Regions from separate parts of the Mus musculus genome. Here region 1 is linked to region 2. A link is a loop called in an ENCODE intact Hi-C map of the cell type or tissue named here. Cell type or tissue: heart. All regions are shown on one strand. Links, peaks and the distances in the headings refer to the core of each region. The heading gives the core; the rest is flanking DNA. Region 1 has its middle 5.0 kb from the start of Gm32673. Region 2 holds the start of Cd9 (CD9 antigen).

Region 1 (9,650 bases), core at 1,044-9,043, 69 kb before region 2:
TCTTTCTTGGCATTTGACCAATTATGAGTCCTTGTTTTGACCCTTGCCCATGGCTGGGAGAGAGAGGCATTTGGGAGTTTTGAGGGCGGTAGCAAAGCTAAGAGCTACATTAGTCTATGGATATAAGCATAAATATTTAGAAGGCACGTTTATTACATGTTCCTTCAGCATAGGACCTATAGGGCCATAGGCTTCTGACCGTGAAAACCAGGTATGTATCTTCTCCCATGGATCGGGCCTCAAATCTAGTCAGAGATTGGCTTGTAACCTGCAGATATTTATGCTGCCAGTGGGAGTGTCTTACTAGGCAGTTCAGGATTGCAGCATGTGGGGTCTACAGCTGGGGGATCACTTATTTCTTCAGCAGCCTACACAGAACCTTCCAGCACTATGGCCAGCAGAACGGGAGCTTCCAGGCTTTGTCCAGTCTGATCCCCGTTTGCTAGATGAGCAATGGGGTCTTACTGTCTAGTCCTCTCAGGTAACCAAGAGTGGTGGCAAAAGTCTGTGTTATATGGGGGCCTGTGGGGACTCCTTAGCCAACAACTCATGGTGTGTGTGTGTCTGTCTGTCCGTCTGTCGGGGGTGGGGTATGCCACTGTGGCAATGAGACTTTAGTTTGAAAATCTAAGACTCTGGGAATCAGTTTAACTATTACATAATTACTCACTGGGCGGAGTGGCACAGGCCTGTAATCCCAGCACTGAGGCTGGAATATTGTGAGTTCAAGGTCACTCCAAGCTATATCGTAACAACACTGGATCTCAAAAACAAAACAAGACAGCAAAATCCAGGAGCACTTCCCTTGAGACTTTTGCACAGCTATGCCGTTTCTAGGGACCTTTGCATCCTACAAAGCTGAAACTGCAGTCCTTGAAAACTGACTCCTCATCCCTCTTAGCCCTGGCAACTGCCGTTCTTTCTCTTTAAAAAAAAAAACAGAATAATGAACTATTGTATAAATTACATGATAGTGCGTTTTATTGTGGCATTTCCATACATGGTGGAATGTGTTTAATAATCACATTCCTCCCATGAGCCTCTTTGCGCCCCTTCCACCCTTGCCCGTCTCTTCCTGACTCATCCCTGGGTGCTTTATTGACTTCTCTGAGAACCTCCCAGAAGTGGAGTCACACGGGACTTGCTGCTTCACGACCGGTTTATTCACTGAGTATACTGTCCTCGGGGTCTGTTCATGTCCTAGCATGTGTCAGGCGTTCCTTCCCTTTTAAGGCTGAATAATATCCCAGTATGTGTGTATGGACCACGTTGTGTCAAGCCGTTCATAGGTTCACGGGCACGGAAATCACAACAGTAACAGAATTACAGTTATGAAGCAGCAGTGAAAATAGTTTTATGGTCGGGGTCACCACAACATGAGGAACTGTGTTAAAGGGATGCTGAGTTAGGAAGGTTGAGAACCACTGCTGCAGGGGGAGGAGTTACAGGAGGGAGGAGCTGCAGGAGAAAGAGGCTGCAGGGGCGGGGCTTCATGAGAGCGTCTGCAGGGGAGGGGCTACAGGAGGGAGGGGCGGCAGGGGGAGAGGCTGCAGGGGAGGGGCTACAAGAAGAGGGGGTGCAGGAGGGAGGGGCTGCAGGAGGGAAAGGCTGCAGAAGGTAGGGCTTCAGGGGAGGGGCTACAGGAAGAGGGACTGCAGCGGGGAGAGGCTGCAGGGAAGGGAGGTGGATACAGCGAGACCAGCCACTTACTCTCTCTTCAGCACGTCTTCCTGCTTTGAGGCGCCACATTCTCAAACCACGAACCAAAAATAAACTCTTCCTTAAGGTGCATTTCCAGCTTGTTTTTGTGGCAAGGAGACTGGTAACCAGTTCCCTGCCTAGATGGAAGGCTACCAGAATGCCAGAAAATTCTTCACAGAAACAGAAAAAGAAATTCCAAAGTAATATGGAATTACAAAAGACATCAAGTAGTCAATAGTGCACGCACACATACACACACACACAAGAAAAACAACAACTCCACATATCAACAGGCTATTGAAGGGAAGAGCTTGTCGGGTAGCGAGTGGAGATGGGTAGTCAATAGGTTGGGGAAGCTGTGGGCCAGGAGGAAGGGTGGGAGCCAGGACACCTGAGGACCACTAGGCTCTCAGGGACAGGTCCTTTGTAGATCAGGAGAGGAAAGAAAGAGCAGATTAAGTTGTGGGTGGGTGACTTTGGCTGCAGGAAGTACAGAACGTTCTTATCACCTGTGGCTCTGGGTTCCCAAGAAAGGGAGAAGAATTTGGTCAGGTGATGTTCAGGAGGGACAGGCTGACAGGCAGACGGATGGATGCAGCTGAGAGCAGTTCCAGGCTGCAGTAGTTTAGTGTGGTAACCCAAGGGAGAGTAGGCAGAGAATGGAAGACACAAACCTCTTAGAGGGATGTTTCTGCTTTTGCTAAATGGACATGCTGCCTTCTGAACATTCACGTTTCTACACATCCACAGGGGCTGCTCTCGGCCTTTGTCCAAGGAGCCGGCGTTAAAGCAGAGATTCGCTGCTGGTCCAAGTGCTGAGAGCAAAGGGTCGCTGCACAAGGCCTGCACGAGCCTGCATTTGCCCTTTCTCCGCTGCCTCCTGGGGACGGGGACGAGGTGAGCATGTTTGTGCCCAGTAAGTGCCACAGCCGTGACTTATTCACGACCACAGACCCAAAATATGTGGGCCGTTCATTGATGAATCATGCCAGCAAGATTTCCAGCTGTTAGGGGCACTTGGTTACTGGACCTTTGTAGATTGACAGTCAAAGAGTTTGTGAGCCTCCGCTAGTCAAATGCTGTGCCCCAGCTCCTCCTGAGGAAACTTTGCCTCTCTCTCTTTTGCATGTCCTTGGGAGCAGTGGAATCCTGTTTTGAATTCCTAGTAAGACTTTGAATTGTACTAGCCCCACGGGTCAGGCCATGCCTATGGTTTACAGTTTGGGTGTATTCTTTTTATTGCTTTAATTTTTTCTCCCTTGGCTTCAAACTCCAATGTGTAGCTGAATCTGGCTTTCAACTCCTGCTCCTCCTGCCTCTTCCTTCCAAGTGTCAGGATAACAAAGACAGATGTGAACCACTACATCTGGCTCTGTTCTTTTGTTTCTGGTGTGTGTGTGTGTGTGTGTGTGTGTGTGTGTGCTGCTGTGACGGAACCCCCAGTGTACCCCCACTGAGCTAGGAGATCAACCTCAAGGCTCCTCTTCTGGGGGACAATCTCCCTCTGTGGCCTTCAGGAGAAGGCAGGCATCTGGGATTTGCCTGCCAAGGGGGAAGTGCTCCCCACTGCCTCTGAGGTCTGAGCTCTGTGACTCACAGCCATTGAAATTTGATGGTGTTGATCCAGAGCTGGCTTTTTCCAGCTTGTTCTGAAGGCAGCCTCCTGCAGGTTTCACTCACATGACCGGCTCCCCTTTTCCTTGTAAACTAAGCCATTCTGCTTTTTCCATGGCACTAAAAATCTTCCCAGGTCGGCTTCTCAAGGATCCAGACATCCTCCATTTGATTTTTCTTATTTTCATTCTTTAAGATTTTGACATTCTTGGAGTAATGCAGGCAAGGCACCCACCAACCCTGGTGTGTTTATAAAAACATAAAAAGAGGGGTATGCCGGGCGTGGTGGCGCACGCCTTTAATCCTAGCACTCGGGAGGCAGAGGCAGGCGGATTTCTGAGTTCGAGGCCAGCCTGGTCTACAGAGTGAGTTCCAGGGCAGCCAGGGCTATACAGAGAAACCCTGTCTCGAAAAACAAAACAAAACAAAAAAGAGGGGGTATATATTCTATGGGGGCGTGGTGAGGTATGGGGGGGGGAAGGAGGTTCCTCCGCGGGCCCATGCTGAGGCATCCCCTTCCCCGAGGGACCAGCCACACAAAGGTATAGTATAGAATAGAGTTTATTCAGGGTATGGGGAGGGGAGTTAAGAGGGTAGTAGAGGCAGAGAAAGGCAGAGAGAGGGAGAATAGAAGAGTAGAGGCTGGCCATGAGCACATGGAGAGATGGGGAAGGGAAGAACAAGGTAGCAAGAGAGGAACAAGGAGGGAGAAAGGGGCAAGCAGTGGGTCAGGCCTACCTGGCTATTGACAGGTAACTGTGGGGCGGAGCTTAGACAGAACGCTAACAGACCCCTTCCTGAAGTCCTCTCTCGCCCCAGAGATGCGGCATGGGGCGGTCGCATCAGGTTTGAAGCTCTTTTCTCCTGCAGGCAAGCTCAGTAATCCAGGCTCTTTGCTGTGTAGTTTATGCTGCTTTAGCATCTGCAATCCTGCCTCAGGCTACTCTGTGGTGGTGCGATCATAGGTTTCCCCGCTATGCCTACGACGGTTGTTTAGGACATCTGGGCTCCTTGCGTGTACAGGAGCTCAAACCGGTCATTGAATCTCAAGACAGTCACCCTCCTGGGCACTGAAAAGACAGTGTGTGGGAAACCAGAAACCACTCACCAGCCTCTCGCTTCCTAGGGGCCAGTGGGGTGGGTGGAGGGGGTGGGGCTAGGGAAGTGGGAGGTGCTTAGGTTTGTTATGGATGTCACTGCTACCCAAAGGGTGGGTTAGTGACTCATAGCTGCTGGAGCCTACAGGTGGGGTTGAGTGAGTCACTTTTATTCCTCAAGGGAGGGCCGAGGTGGGATGGAATGGAGGGGACCACGGAGTTGGAAAGAAATGAGGGATTTATATCTGAGAATTGGAGCTGTAAGACCTTGAGAAACGAACCTTCATTTCCTGTTAGCTGACCTGTCCGTGGGAAATGATCCCTACACTCCACATTATTGTGGAATTAAATGAAAGTGTTGCTTACACAACTGAGTGTGTACTGGGCATGGTGACTCACTCCTTTACCCAGCACTGTGATCTCTGTGAGTTCAAGGCCAGCCTGGTCTACAAAGCAAGTTCCATTTCAGCAGGGCTGTCACACAGAGAAACCCTGTCTCAAAAATAACAACAACAATAACATAAAAAAATCCACCATAAACCAAGAAACAAACTACAAATAGCGGTAGTGCCATCGCTTAAATCTTCATTTAGTTCCTGAAAACAGGCAGGGTAATAATATCTACTTCCTTTAGAGATTAAGGGCATTAAATAACGTATGCAAACTCTCTGCACAATGGTATTGGGTAAACGTTGTCCATTTTCATCAGCTGGGGGGGGGGGGTGTCACTGGTTTGTCAATGAATTCTCTGCTGTCTTAAGACCAAAAGGAGAAATGAGTCTGAGGGGTGACAATTAGGCTGCATTAGGTTGGGACCAGGCCAGCAATCCACTTGCGCCCGAATTGTGAGCCTACTAGGTGCTCACATGCTCATATTTGGTGTCACGCCTCCACAGAGGGCTCGAAAGAGATGAAAACCAACTGATAAGGAAGTGTTTGTGCTTGCCTCCTTCCTTTGAACCTCAAATTTATCTAAATAGAGATCTAACTTGGAACCAGGGTCCCAGGTTGCGCTTTCTGATGTGGCCTCCAGGGGGCGCATCCCCTTTGGGGCGCTCTGTGTGGCCGTGGAAGCTGCGGTGACTGTCGGAGGCAGGAGGATGAGTCAGCCTCCGAGGCTTCCGGCGTCCATTGGGTCCTGCTGCCCGCTCGGCCGCGCCCTGCCCGCGGGCTCCCGCCCGAGTCACCCTCTGGTATGGACCTGCAGCTCTGCAGGAGCTCAGGCCTTCCTTGCTGCCTGGGGGCAATATGGCCAGCCCTCTGGAGTGGTGGGCTTCCCGCGGGCGTGTGACCCCTCTCTCCACAGGGCCAGGGATTGCTTCCCTGCCCAAGTTCCAGGGCTTCAGGGCCCCGGGGCTGGCATGGGATGTGCTAGGACTGGGCAGCAGGAGGGACATCACGGAGGAAAATTTGCCACTATTCTCCACTTGGGGAGCCATGGAGCCTGGCCAGTTCCTCTGGATCCCCAAGAGTGTTCTCCCTCTGCTTAAAGTCAGAAAGAACAGACACCCCACCCCCACCCCCACCCCCCCACCCCCACCCCCGCGCTCCCATGCCCCTAGCCCTTTCCCTTGGCTTCTAGCTACAGATTTAGAACAGGGCTTGAGACTAGCTCAGCCAGTGTGGATGGTAAATTGGAAGATTTGGTTGATTCTGGGAGGGCCTCCCAATGAGTCACCATCCCTGGGAAGAGGTAACTCCCAGATGCCCAGGAGCTATCGGCCTCCCACTCAAGAGGAACTTGGAAGTAATGTCTAGCACAGAACACCTAACATTGTATATATATAGTAATGTCCATATTATTATATATGTATACTTTTAGATAGAAAGTTATAATTAAAATACATGAATCATATAGATCTCTGTGCATGTATACACATGTACTTTACAGGGCACCTCCTGTAAACTAGCTGTTGTCCCAGTGGCTCTACAGGAATTAATTATCTCAGACAGTTTTCACAGGACACTGGGGCATACGTACTATTATTGTTCCCATATGGTAGCTGAGGAAGTCTGAGCTCAGAGAGTAACTTTTGAGTGGGTGTGATGTCTGTCTGTAAACCAAGCAATTGGGTGGTAGAATCAGGAGGGCCAGTGTAACAGGCTCCAGACTGTAGCATAACTGACTCCATATTGGAAGAGCCATTCACTCAGCACGTAGACAGCATCACCTGCCAAAACCGTAAACAAAGACCTAATCCATCAAAGTCCATAGTCATGGGAACGTCTCTAAATGTGCTCACCCGGCTTTTGGGTGGCTGTAGTTCTGCTTCTGGCTAACTGTTCTTGCTAACTGAAGTGTGTCAACCCAGGACAAGTGTGTGTGTGTGTGTGTGTGTGTGTGTGTGTGTGTGTGTGTGTGTGCTTAAAAGCTCACCCCGACAGAGACTTGGGGCTACACTATGGGATCCTGAATGCCTGTGTAGCCATGTGCCAGCTAATGAAGATTCTATTGGCTTAAACCCATGCCCAGGCAGTCTTCTCTGGTGGATACCCCACAACATCAGGAGTTCAGGACTCTTCTCAGCTATGTGCTGAGCTGAAAGTCCACCCAGGATACATGAGACTTTGTTTGGAGGGGGGGAAGGGGGGAGGGGAAGGGGAGGAGGAGGAGGAGGAGATGAGGAGGGGTGGAGGAGGAGGAGGAGATGAGGAGGGGTGGAGGAGGAGGAGATGAGGAGGGGTGGAGGAGGAGGAGATGAGGAGGGGTGGAGGAGGAGGAGGAGATGAGGAGGGGTGGAGGAGGAGGAGATGAGGAGGGGTGGAGGAGGAGGAGATGAGGAGGGGTGGAGGAGGAGGAGGAGATGAGGAGGGGTGGAGGAGGAGGAGATGAGGAGGGGTGGAGGAGGAGGAGATGAAGAGGGGTGGAGGAGGAGGAGATGAGGAGGGGTGGAGGAGGAGGAGATGAGGAGGGGTGGAGGAGGAGATGAGGAGGGGTGGAGGAGGAGATGAGGAGGGGTGGAGGAGGAGGAGATGAGGAGGGGTGGAGGAGGAGGAGGAGATGAGGAGGGGTGGAGGAGGAGGAGGAGGAGATGAGGAGGGGTGGAGGAGGAGGAGGAGATGAGGAGGGGTGGAGGAGGAGGAGGAGATGAGAAGGGGTGGAGGAGGAGATGAGGGGTGGAGGAGGAGGAGATGAGGAGGGGTGGAGGAGGAGGAGGAGGAGATGAGGAGGGGTGGAGGAGGAGGAGGAGATGAGGAGGGGTGGAGGAGGAGGACAAGATGAGGAGGGGTGGAGGAGGAAGGGTAGAAGAGGAGGAGGGGGAAGGAGGAAAAAGAAGAAAAGAGAAGGAAAGGTTGAGAAAGACTGAGACTAGAGGCTTTTTCCTTAGACCCCTGCCTTTAGCATTGAGACCTCAAATATTTCAGGGTGGGATGTAAGGGGTCTGGGGTGTGGTAGTGGTCTAGAAATGTACTCTAAGTGTTTTCCCCTTTAGGGTGTATGAGAAACACAGTTAAATTTGACCCTGGAAGGAGGAACGATTGATTTTTCCAGTCAGAAACTTTCCCCCTCTGTCCCTGCCTGCTGTCCCTGGGTGCCTGAAGAGACTTCTGGAGTGCTTCTCTTTCTCCTTGTTGGCCGTCTCCATCACCCTGGTCTCTGGCTACCAATATCCCCTTCTGCAGGCGTCAAGCACCACACCTGCAGTGTAGGGTTAGATGCTTTTGATAAGGTGCCCCGATTATCTGTCAGCAGAGTGGGCCTGAATCTCTTGGGGGTCATGCTTAACACAGATTAAGCAGCCCATTTGACACGAGTGCATCTCAATGTTGTTGCTACAATCAGTGGTGGCACAGCTGCCCTTCCATCATCACCATCATCACCATCATCACCACCATCACCACCATCACCATCATCACCATCATCACCACCATCACCATCATCACCATCACCACCATCATCACCATCATCATCATTTCTTTAAATTTATTTTTCTGCAGTTAGAATTTTTAAAGATGTATTTATTTTATTTCATGCATATGGGTGCTTTGCCTGTGCACCACATGCATGTCATGTGCCCACAGAGGCTAGAGGAGGGCATTGGACCCTCTGGAAATGTAGTTACAGTAGTGAGTTGTCATGCATGCATGTGGTGGTTATCAAACCCAGGTCGTCTGGAAGAGCAATGGATCCTCTTATCTGCTGAGCTCTCTCGCCAGCCCTCCTTTCTGCAATATTAGAAGTAGTTATGAAGGTGGGGGATCCTCATTCCTCTGGTCATCGCCATGGTGAAGCTGAGCTGAAGAAGCCAGAGGCTGCAGCAGGTCTTCCAGGGCAGCCAGTTTGCCTCTGCTGGGGCTTGAGTCCTCTCTTGATTTATCTGAGACTTCGGAGGGGTGAAGATCCTGGAGTGCCTGATCTTGGCAACTGGTAGCTTCTGAGAGAGGAGAGTCTGTTTACAGATATGCCCCTGGTAAGTGGCTAAGCCTACTTTGGGAATACAGGACTGTTTGGTCATCTGGATTTGGATGCAATCCAACATGGGAGGTGCATAGTCCCGCTGGAGAAGAAAGTAGCCGGAGGGAGACATCATTTCAACACGCCTGTGGCAGAGTGGAGCCTGGACTGACTTATGATAGACTATCAAAATAAATATTCTTAACAATAAAAAAAAAAAAAAGAAAGAAAGCCTGGTGTGGTGGTGCACGCCTTTAGTCCCAGCACTCGGGAGGCAGAGGCAGGCAGATTTCTGAGTTTAAAGCCAGCCTGGTCTACAAAGTGAGTTCCAGGACAGCCAGGGCTACACAGAGAAACCCTGTCTTGAAAAACCAAATAAATAAATAAAGAAGTAGTTATCTAAGAATTTCTCAAGATGTATTTGAGCATGTTCACCTTCCCTCCCACCCCCAGCTCCTCTCAGAATCAATCCCATCTTTACCCACCCAGTTTTGTGCCTGCCCTGCCCCGTTCTGTTCAGTTTGTGCTGTGTGACCCTCCTCTGGGTGGCAGTTGACCTACCCAGGGCAGAGCTACTTACCAGGGGCATAACTGTAAACAGACTCTCCTCTCTCAGAAGCTACCAGTTGCCAATATTTCTTCAGTTAGGGGTGGAACGTCCCTAGCACCTCCTCTAGCCACGCTGAGATCTTGTCTAATTTTTTGAGCTTTTGTGGGTCTTGTGCAAGCTGCCAGGACCACTATGGATCCGTATGTGCAACTGCCTGCTGGGTTTGAACAATACTGTTTCCTTGTAGCCCTCGGTGGTTAGGCCTCCACTTCCCCTGTGTTCCTGGCTCAGT
Region 2 (9,650 bases), core at 1,018-9,017:
ATTGGGATTCCAGATCTTGGTTACTGGTAACTATGGCTGGGGGTGGGGGAGAAACCAAAGCTCTAGGCAGGGGCCAGTTCCTATTTTCCATAGCTGGGCAGACACTTGGCCTCGGCTCACCCTCTCCCCAACCTGCCAGCCAGCTCCAGTACAAGCAGGGCAGTGTCGCTCCAGCACAGGCGGCTCTGTGGGAAGCCATTTTATGCCACAGTTCAACCCAACATCCAAGTCAAACAACTTCTGCAAGGAGCAATCTGGGTGGGGAGGGGCTCCTGTTCCAGCCACCTACCCCTCCACAACCTGCCCCGACTCGAACCCGGATGCCTTGGAACACTCTAGAGTCTCTTCAGCTTCATTTCTCAGGAGTAGGTGTACCTTCCTCCCTGAGTCAGATGTGTACAAAATGGAGGCAGTGGTTCTGCTTTGAAGAGTGAGGCCAGCTCTCCTACGTCGGCTCGTATGGCAGGGAGATGTGGAAAAGCCGTAAGGCTACACGGCACACACAGCCACATAGTCCGGCCACACTGAGTAGGAGGAGTGTGGCCTAATCTGTGGTTTAAGCATCCATACTTACCTGGGAATTGCTCCCACCCTCTCCAAAGACCTCAAATCACTTTCTACTAGTGAAGCAATAGAGCTACAGGGAGATGCAGCTAACCTGCCCAGGGGCTGAAGATGCTGAATCCAGGGCTGTACACTGACCATTACAATCTATGACCATAAAAGGCCAAGGCGGGGCTGGAGAGATGGCTCAGTGGTTAAGAGCACCACCAACTGCTCTTCCAAAGGTCCTGAGTTCAAATCCCAGCAACCACATGGTGGCTCACAACCATCCTTAAGGAGATCTGACGCCCTCTTCTGGAGTGTCTGAAGACAGCTACAGTGTACTTACATATAATAAATAAATATTAAAAAAAAAAAAGGCCAAGGCAATGGAGCACTTACCAAAGAACCAGAAGAAAAGGAGACCCCCCCCCCCCCCCCCGCCAAGAGTGAGGGAAGGTAAAAGGAACAGGGAAGATCCAAGAAACAGGTTTATACTCGCAGGTAAAAGCCAGGGAACAAGTCTCACTATCCACCGTGATTTCCAGACTCCTACACCTCTGTTACGTGGCTTGCCGGGAAGTCTTATTAACCAGAGGAGAGGTGGGGCAATGGTGTGTGGTGGCCGGGGCTCGTTCTATAGGCTGATCTTGAATGGACCTTTGAGACCTTTTGCGTCAAGTCATGGGTTTTGTGATGAGGAAACTTCGGTGCGGATCAGGAAAGTGAGCTGCCTGTGGTTCCCAAGTAATCCGCCCTCCGCCAGGCTCTGAAGCCTGGGTCAGCTCTCTGCCTACATTTCCAAGCTGCTTCCGTGAAGGTGATGTCATCTCTGGAGGTGGAGGAGATCCCTCTGTTACTTCCATCCTTCCGGATGGGGAAGGAGCAGAAACAGAGGGTCAGAGTGCATGGAAGCAGGATCTGGCTGGCTCTCTCAATCTGGGCTTTCCTTTGCCGAGGCTAAAAACCATAAAAGACTTCGCTATGTGGGATCTGGGGGAATGGGTGTGCGGGATGGGGAAAGGCCAGACAGAGGCAACAGGATCAAGGCCAGTTGGCTGTATAACAAAGCCTTCAACAAACAAACAAACAAACAACGAATGGGAGAGGCACATTCCAGGCCCGGCTCAAGGCTGGCCACCACATTATAGCCTGAAACACTTCTAATCACCTGCCATTCAGACATTAGGAAGATGTTTTCTTTCTCAATTCTTTTCTTTCTCTTTTGGAGGGAGTGGAGGGATAGACATGGAGATCTGAGAGAAATTTGGGAACCACCAAAATAGGCTTGTGAGGTCTGGCTCTGAGGTTGTCGGAAAACAGACCGATTGCTGGCTTGGTTGTGGGCAGGAGACACCCAACTTCAGAAAGGCAGGCTGGGCAGGCTCAGCTGTCACAGAGCATGTCCCACAGGGGACATGCTCGGGCCTAGGAGAAAGACAGATTCCCCTTTGCCGGTCCTCCCTCTCTTCCACTGTCCCAGGGCGACTACGAGAGGCTGGCTTCTCTTTGGATTCCTGCCATCCAGCCGCTCAGTATCCTCTACAGACAAAGGTGGCCTCTGCTTTCCAAAGCCCACACCAGGCACCAAATGTCAAGTTCATAAATCACTGGTCTCAAGAGATTGAAGAGGTGACATCATAATGATCCCAAGGGTTCCCCCGAGAGAGATCACCGCCTGTAGTAAAAGATATTTTGAGGAGTTTCCTCTCAGCCTTCCTTTGCTCCTGCCCAATACTAACTACCTCACTTGATAATACCCTATCACTTGACCCTGCCTTTAGCACTTAACCTATCATGGGCAAGATTTCTGGTCAAAATGGGAATAATGTTTCTTTCTCTGGTTATATCATGGAGCTTGGGGAGGCCTTTGGAGACTGTAAAATACTTAGCACAGAGATTGTAACAGGACTGTCCCTATTAGAGCCCAGGGTAGGGCAGGTAACAATAATTAACATAGTAAACCGCCCACCTCCCTAATGGTAAGAGACAGGAGAGTAAAGAGAGCAAACAAGGGGCCCAGAGGTTACAGTACTAACTCGGCTTGCGATCTTGGGCACCCTGGTTCCTCACGGTGGACACGAGAGCTAGCACCTCCAGCTGGTGCATAATCTCCAATGCAGTTCCCAACCCCAAAGTCAAACCCTTCTAGAGTGAGACTGTCCTGCTTCAGGAGGCAGAGTCAGCCAGCAGCAACTTGTCAGGGTTCTGGATAGGAGCGGAAGTGGCAGCAGGAGACAAGATGGGCAGACTGTAGGCCAGCAGGCAACAGAATGAGAAGACATAGGGTGGCCATGGGCACCTCCTCTCAGCCCCTTACATACATATGCCATGGGGGGCAGATGGGAGATGTAGGCAACTATGTGGTTTCCCCTTAGCACCAAACTTTCACACCATCTATGCAGGCGTCTGGGGACTGACCGACAGACTAGCAGGGAAGAGACTAAAAGGTAGAGGGAGGAAAACTCCCCAAAGGACAGGGCGGGGTTGGGTGGGGCCAGCTGCCTTCAGACTTTGTTTTGTAACAAAGCGCTCAAGCTGATGAGTGGACCAAGCCAAGCCTGGGAGCTGGCTGCCTGTCTGCAGAACTGGGGAAACACAAGCAGGGAATGTCCTCTGACATCCTCTTAAGTTGTATGGGTGTGGTGGCTCCTAGAAACCCAGGGCAGTCTCTGCAGGTTGTGCAACACTTCCAAGCAACCCTGGAGAGTATTAAACCTTACAGTTGCTGGAAGATGGTGAGCATCCCGGTGGCCAGCTCCAAAGGGAATAGTGGACTTTTTAGTTGTTGTTGTTCAAAGTCTCTGGTGGCACAGGAGTTGCCTAGTTAAGCTCTTTCCTGATTGCCTGGGAGCAAATTCCGTCCATTTGTGTTTGGGAGTGTGCCCTCTCAGAATCAGGACAAAAGGGTCTTCCGTGTATTTCCTTGCTTCTGTCCCTGAGTTTTGGGAGAGTGGACACTCTCTTGTTGCCCTACCCAGAGGCCCATCTGTAGAGTCTACTAGCACCTGCCTCTGGACCCTCTGCAGGTGAACGGCCATTCCCCTTGGCCCCACCTGGACATTTTTAGAGCGAGGCTTCAAGCCCGCAGTACCTGATTACCTGGGAAATGCAGAAACACCGGATTTATCCCATCTAGAGGCGCCAATAGGCACCTTCCCCGCCTTCTTTTCTCTTAACTCTCCCAGAGTTCTCTACAGCCAAGATAGTTATCGCTCTTGAAAAAGAATCAAGACAATCTAGTCTTTCAGGTAGCTTAGAGAGAGGCATGGACGTTTTCAGTTGAGAGTTCAGGTCCTAAACAAGGAATGTCCGACCTCCAGGTGCAGGGAAGACTCCCCACACCCACTTCCTCTCCCTCCGTAGCACCCCTTGTCACTTGTGGGACCACCGAAGTGGGAGACGCTCGACTGCCCTGCTGGCAAGGAGCCTTGCGGGCCGGGGAGGGCATCGAGTTACTCGAAAAGGTTGCTCCGCTCCTCCCTCACTCCTCTCTCACACTCGGGGGTGCTCCGGGTGGGAGCAGGCACAGAGCCCATCTCAAATACTCGGCGGTAGAAGGACCCGGGAGCGAAGTGCACAGCCGGAGCCACCAGGACCCTCGGCTCTCCCACCCACTTGCTCCTCCCGCCCACCTGCCAGTCCCGCCTGGCCAGCTGGCAGCCGCTGCGCCTTTCTCTACTCGCCCGGAGTCCGCCTGGCGCGCGCAGTACCAGCGGCTCCCGGCGCTCTCGGCCGCCGGGACACTCTCCGCCCCGGACGCCGTCTCGGGCCTGAGAACAGGTGGCCTCGGAGAGGAGCGCGCCGACAGTCGCCTCTCACTCACCCAGAAGATGAAGTTAAATCCGAAGAGCAGGTATTTGATGCACTTGCTACCTCCTTTGACCGGCATGGTACAAGCTGGAGTTGCGTGGGACAAGAGGCACGAACGACTGGGACAGAAGGGACTCGACAACCGACTGAGACACGCTGCGGCTAGGGGCTGGCCTGAGGCTCCACTTTTAAAAAGTGCCACTCCTTACGGCGCTCGGCCAGCTGCTATGCGCATGTGCGGAGGGATGCCGACCCCGCCCCCCGGCCCACCTGCCCCGCCCATGCTCTAATCCCCTCCCCAGACCCAGGTTCTGGGACTTCGGTTTCACCCTCAGTGCAGAGCTCTCTCTGCACCTAACTTTTGCCGTCTGGTTTCTAAGATCCTCTTTCCCTCCATCTTCCTTCTTCCCACCGTCTCGGGGTCTTTCCGGACCTCCGTACCCGACTTCTTTTACGGGGAGTTAAGTGCCGGCCTCGCCTTTCCCGTTCATCCTAGTTCATCCTGGGCTCTGCATAAGAGCTCACGTTGGAAGACCCCCAAGGGCCATGTAATCTTAAGAACCTTTTCAGATTCCCGAGGCAAGTCTGCGAGCCCCTATTTGCCTGGCTTGCGTTCTCTCTGACACCTCCTTGTAAACCTTTCTGGACTGAACGCACTTAGTTGAGCACGGTGGCCGCTAGAATGTTCTAGGTGCTAATCTGAGCAGTTCTACTTTGCTCAGAAACTTTCTACGTTCAGAGACTTGAGTTGAAACCCTTCTTCATCCTGTATTTACTCCGTTCATTCCCTGCCACACCTGATGCCACACCCCTACTCTGCTGCGCCTCCATGCCTGCAGGGGTGTATGCTGGCCGCCCTGCCTCCTTGTGAAAATTCTATTGTGCTTTATTATTTTTTTTATTTAAATCTATTATTATTTTGAGACAGAGTCTTACTATGCTGTCCTATCTGGCTTGGAACGCCCTGTGTAAACCAGGCTGGCCTTGAACTCATAAAGATCTGTCTGCCTCTGCTGGGATGTGCCAATACGCCCAGCGATTTCATTTCTTTTGAAGTAGGATTTAGCCGTTTGTAGACCTACTGACCCGGAATTTGCTTATGTAGCTCAGGCTATCTTCAACTCCAGTCCTCCTGCCAGAGCGGTTCAGGCCACCACGTCCTGCTCTGTGACTCTCTAAATTCTTTCTTGATTTTTTCAACAGGGTGAAGAGGCCCTTCTCAATATCCTTTACAGTTTTCTCTTCCTCACCCCTGCAGGAAGTTTCCTTAGCATTCTTCATTGCAAAAGCAAACCGTACTTATTACAGAAACATCAGAAAATATCAGAAAGCAAAAAGAATGTGAGTTAAAATTTTTTTTCCTGGGTTAAAGTACGTTGGAGGCCAACGCCACAGGAGACCCGGTCCCCAAAAACAAAAAATAAAAACAAGAAACTTTTTCACATAGCAAACCCAGCTCTGTTAGCATAGCACAGCTCTTGTTTTACTGTTTATCAGTAGACTGGCTTCACTATTTATCAGTAAGTAGACTGATTCATTAATAGACCCAGTTAAAAACCTTTTTTTTTTTTTTCCCACAGTTTAGTTTAGAAAGGTTCTTCACTGGGGAACAGGAGTCGAAAGCAACACATTCTGTCTTCCCTGAAGCAGCTTAGGAGTTGGAAGAAGGACGCAGGCAGGAGACTTGGAGGGTGTGTGTGGTCAACTTAGGGGTCTCTTGAGAGCTCTCACAAAGTAAGTGTTACAATCAGGGAAGCCTGGCAGAGCTGGGGCTCCCGTGGTCTTCTGGAGAGAGCTGGTGAGGACCTTGTCCTCTGAGAGTGAAGGTGAACCCCGGGAGTGTCAGGTGAACCCCTTGACTGTGTGTGGGCACGGGACAAGAGGGCAGCCTGCAAGTGCTGTGCGGTTAGGGACCCTTGTTTGTATCTCCACTCCCTGGTGTAAAACCTTGGGGCACTGGACAGAAAATCCGAATGCATTTGAGGAGGTGCGGTTAGGTAAAATGAAAAATGGAGCTCCGTTAGGGGGTGTGACCAGTTTGGGACCTATGGGAAGGTAGGAGCGGCAATGGGACCTAAAAGTCTGCCGAGGAGTCATGTGGGAGCCAGAGGGAGAGTCTGAGCAGAAGCCGAATCTCTAAGAGCTTCTTTCGCTTCTTCTAAATTTTCTTAGTTTTACCACGTTATTCTTGTTGAGTGTAGTGCCATGAAGGCACCTTTATCCACGGATAGGGGTTCGAGAGACCCTAACAGGCAATTCTGTGGACATCCCCGAGTCAATCTGAGCTAGGCCCCACGCAGGCGCTATCTATGACTTTGGAAGTCAGGAGGCATCAGCGGAGCAGAGAGTGGCCATCCAGGAGGAGCTGTGTGTGAGGGCCTAGAAACACAAAGACATGGCAACTGTCTGTGCCAGGGAAGCTACTGGCTGTGGGGGAGCGAGGGCAGAGGACAAGGAAGGAGGCAGAGCTGGGATAGGGAGAAAATAAGGTCTCCTTGTACTGTTCTGGTGGGAGTCCATCCATCTTAAGAGAACAGTTCTATTTTTGTTTGTTTGTTTGTTTTTTCGAGACAGGGTTTCTCTGTGTAGCCCTGGCTGTCCTGGAACTCACTCTGTAGACCAGGCTGGCCTCGAACTCAGAAATCCGCCTGCCTCTGCCTCCCTAGTGCTGGGACTAAAGGCATGTGCCACCACGCCTGGCAAGAGAACAGTTCTAAAGAAAAGGTTTTATCTCCTTGTACTCCCTCCCCCACCATGGGAGAGTGGGGTTCAGTAAACATTTGTGTCCACATCAGAACCTGCTCTGGATAGCGGTGACTGCTGAAGAGACTCTCCCCCAGCCCACTGCCATCACTATTATGGTTGATCTCCAAGAAACAGCCTAAGACCCCATTACATAGAATCATGGATTCCTTTTTTTAAAAAGATTTATTTATTCATTATATGTAAATACACTATAGCTGTCTTCAGACACTCCAGAAAAGGGCGTCAGATCTCATTATGGATGGTTGTGAGCCACCATGTGGTTGCTGGGGATTAAACTCAGGACCTTGGGAAGAGCAGTTGGTGCTCTTAACCTCTGACCCATCTTTCCAGCCCCCTCATGGGTCCCACCCCCCATTTTTGTTTTTGTTTTTGTTTTTGAGACAGGGTTTCTCTGTGTAGTCCTGGCTGTCCTGGAACTCACTCTGTAGACCAGGCTGACCTCGAACTCAGAAATCTGCCTGCCTCTGCCTCCCAAGTGCTGGGATTAAAGGCGTGCGCCACCACTGCCTGGCTGGATTCCTTTCTTTTAAAAAAATTATTTTTCACTTGTTTGCTTATTTTAAAAGAGTCTCAGTGTTGTCTTAAAGTGGAAATCCTCCTGCCGGAGATCCCAGGCCCACACAAAGATGTTCCCTTATACGACAAAAGCCCTGAACCTGGAGTTGAGGGTCTTGGTCCCTACTCTGTGGTTTATTTGGAAGGGTTACCTCCTGTCTTGGGACTCTGGTCTTCTATGGTGTAGTGATGTTCTGGGCCAAAGTGTGTTTGTTACAAAAGCTTCATGCTGCAGGCAACCAGGAAAAGGGAGGAATGGAAAAAATGTGGTTTGCTTTAACTAGAAGAGGAAAATGTGGGTAAGCCCTTGAGTCAGCGATCACATGGCGGCAGCCAGACCTTCCAGGCTTTTATAGAGTTGGGACTGGGAAAACTTATTCTGCCTTCCCTGGGGGTGGGGTGGGGGTAGGGTGTGGGTGGGATCCTGTTTCTGGAAAAAACCCCAGTTCAACTCAAGGGGTCCCAGTTGGCTCTTGTGCTCCCCCTGGTGGTAAGATTTAAACGCATACGGCCAAGTTGGCTTTAGTGTGGTCGTTTGTCTCATCCCCATGTGGGTACCAGCATATGCAGCCCCCAACAGGATCCTTTTTCGAAACAAGAGCCTCCTGGCTACTGTAGCAGTGACCATTGGGTTTGCTGCTTTCACTACGAGAAGGTTCCACGACTTCCTTAACTCTGAAGCAATGGTTTTCAACCTTCCTAACGCCAAGACCCTTTAATGCAGTTCCTCATGTTGTGACCCCCAAAGGATTTTGTTGCTACCTTATAACTGTCATTTTGCTACCATTATGAATCATAATGTAACTACCTGATAGGGGACTCCCAAAGGGGTCGCGATTCACAGGTTGAGAACAGCACGCTTCTTGAAAGCCAGCGGTGTGAGCCTTGGGCCATTGCTCTATCTAGTCTTGTCCGTGTGGATTGCTTGGTGTGACTCTGGGCGTCAGCGTATTCCTGTATTGATACACACGTGGGTGGTGAGCACCTTCAAATAATCTCAGTTTGGGGTAGGGGGCTGGAGAGATGGCTCAGCAGTTAACAGCACTGACTTCTTTTCCAGAGGCCTTGGGTTTCATTCCCAGCACACCTGTAACTCCAGTTCCAGAGGATCTGACACCATCTCCTGGCCTCTGTGGGCACCAGACATGCAGGTGGTGCCCAGGCATTCAAGCTAACAAAACAGCCATACCAACATAATACAAATTCAGATTAAAAAAAAATCTAAAAGACCATTTGCCTGGATTAATTTCCATCCCTTGCTGGCTTTCTGTAAATATCTCTGGCATAAGTTCATGGAGACAAACCTCACTCAAGGGTTGGTCCTCAGGGGTCTGCTTTGCTCTTGGCTTTCGAGTTCCCACCATTTCCTTTGTCTAGTTACCTCTTTGTCAATTGAAGTCATCATGTTTGTTCAGCAGTCATCCAAACATGTCCTTTCTTAACCCCCAGAACTCGTGGGTGTGCCACTCCTCTGTGCTTGGAGTGAGGGGCTGTAGATAGAGTTAAAGGAGCTTGAAATGGAGATATTTTTGGTGGGACTTTGTAATCAAAGAGATTTGTGTTGTTTGCTTTCATTTTTTTTCCTCTTTTGACAGATCTCATTAAGGAGCCCAGAGTCTTTGATTCTAGATCCTCTTGCCTTATCCTTTTGAGAATTGGATTTCCTTCCTTCCTTCCTTCCTTCCGCATCAGCTCCTACTTCCTAACCTGCTTGAGTTCCAGTCCTGACTTCCTTTGGTGATAAACAGCAGTGTGGAATTGTAAGCTGAATAAACCCTTTCCTCCCCAACTTGCTTCTTGGTACTGATGTTTGTGCAGGAATAGAAACCCCGACTAAAACAGTCCTCTAGAACTTAGTTAAGAGCCAGTGCTCTGAACTGCTGTACCATCTCTCCATTCCTCCAAAGAGTTCCTATGAAAGAGAGGTCACAGTTCCCTAGCCAGAGGATGAGATGTGAGGACAGAAGCCCAGG

The links. Hi-C counts contacts between places; a loop is a spot of excess contacts. Peaks named below come from ENCODE experiments on the same cell type or tissue, not always from the same donor. Only the 100,000 strongest peaks of a DNase experiment are listed, where the experiment ranks them.
Region 1: a loop joins it to region 2, with 4 times the contacts of the local background. A loop is called at or near these places in 34 of 42 quality-filtered maps.

Annotation. Positions count from the first base shown.
Region 1 is chr6:125,421,061-125,430,710 of GRCm38, forward strand. No RefSeq gene overlaps it. Among named protein-coding and RNA genes, the nearest start is that of Gm32673, 5.0 kb to the right of the region's middle. In heart, for the core only: CTCF peaks have their summits at 5,454 (motif pointing right) and 5,688; DNase peaks (open chromatin) are centred at 1,481 and 5,531; H3K4me3 peaks cover 1,714 bases; H3K27ac peaks cover 2,000 bases.
Region 2 is chr6:125,490,205-125,499,854 of GRCm38, forward strand. Cd9 (CD9 antigen) reads right to left here and starts at 4,556. Exons shown (of 8, transcript NM_007657.4): 1 at 4,370-4,556. The coding sequence starts at 4,435. Gm26728 (a long non-coding RNA gene) reads left to right here and starts at 3,229. Exons shown (of 6, transcript XR_869432.2): 1 at 3,229-3,281; 2 at 5,560-5,697; 3 at 9,273-9,650. In heart, for the core only: CTCF peaks have their summits at 2,628 and 8,173 (motif pointing left); DNase peaks (open chromatin) are centred at 1,407, 3,097, 4,537, 8,007 and 1 weaker place; H3K4me3 peaks cover 2,548 bases; H3K27ac peaks cover 1,861 bases; H3K27me3 peaks cover 2,721 bases.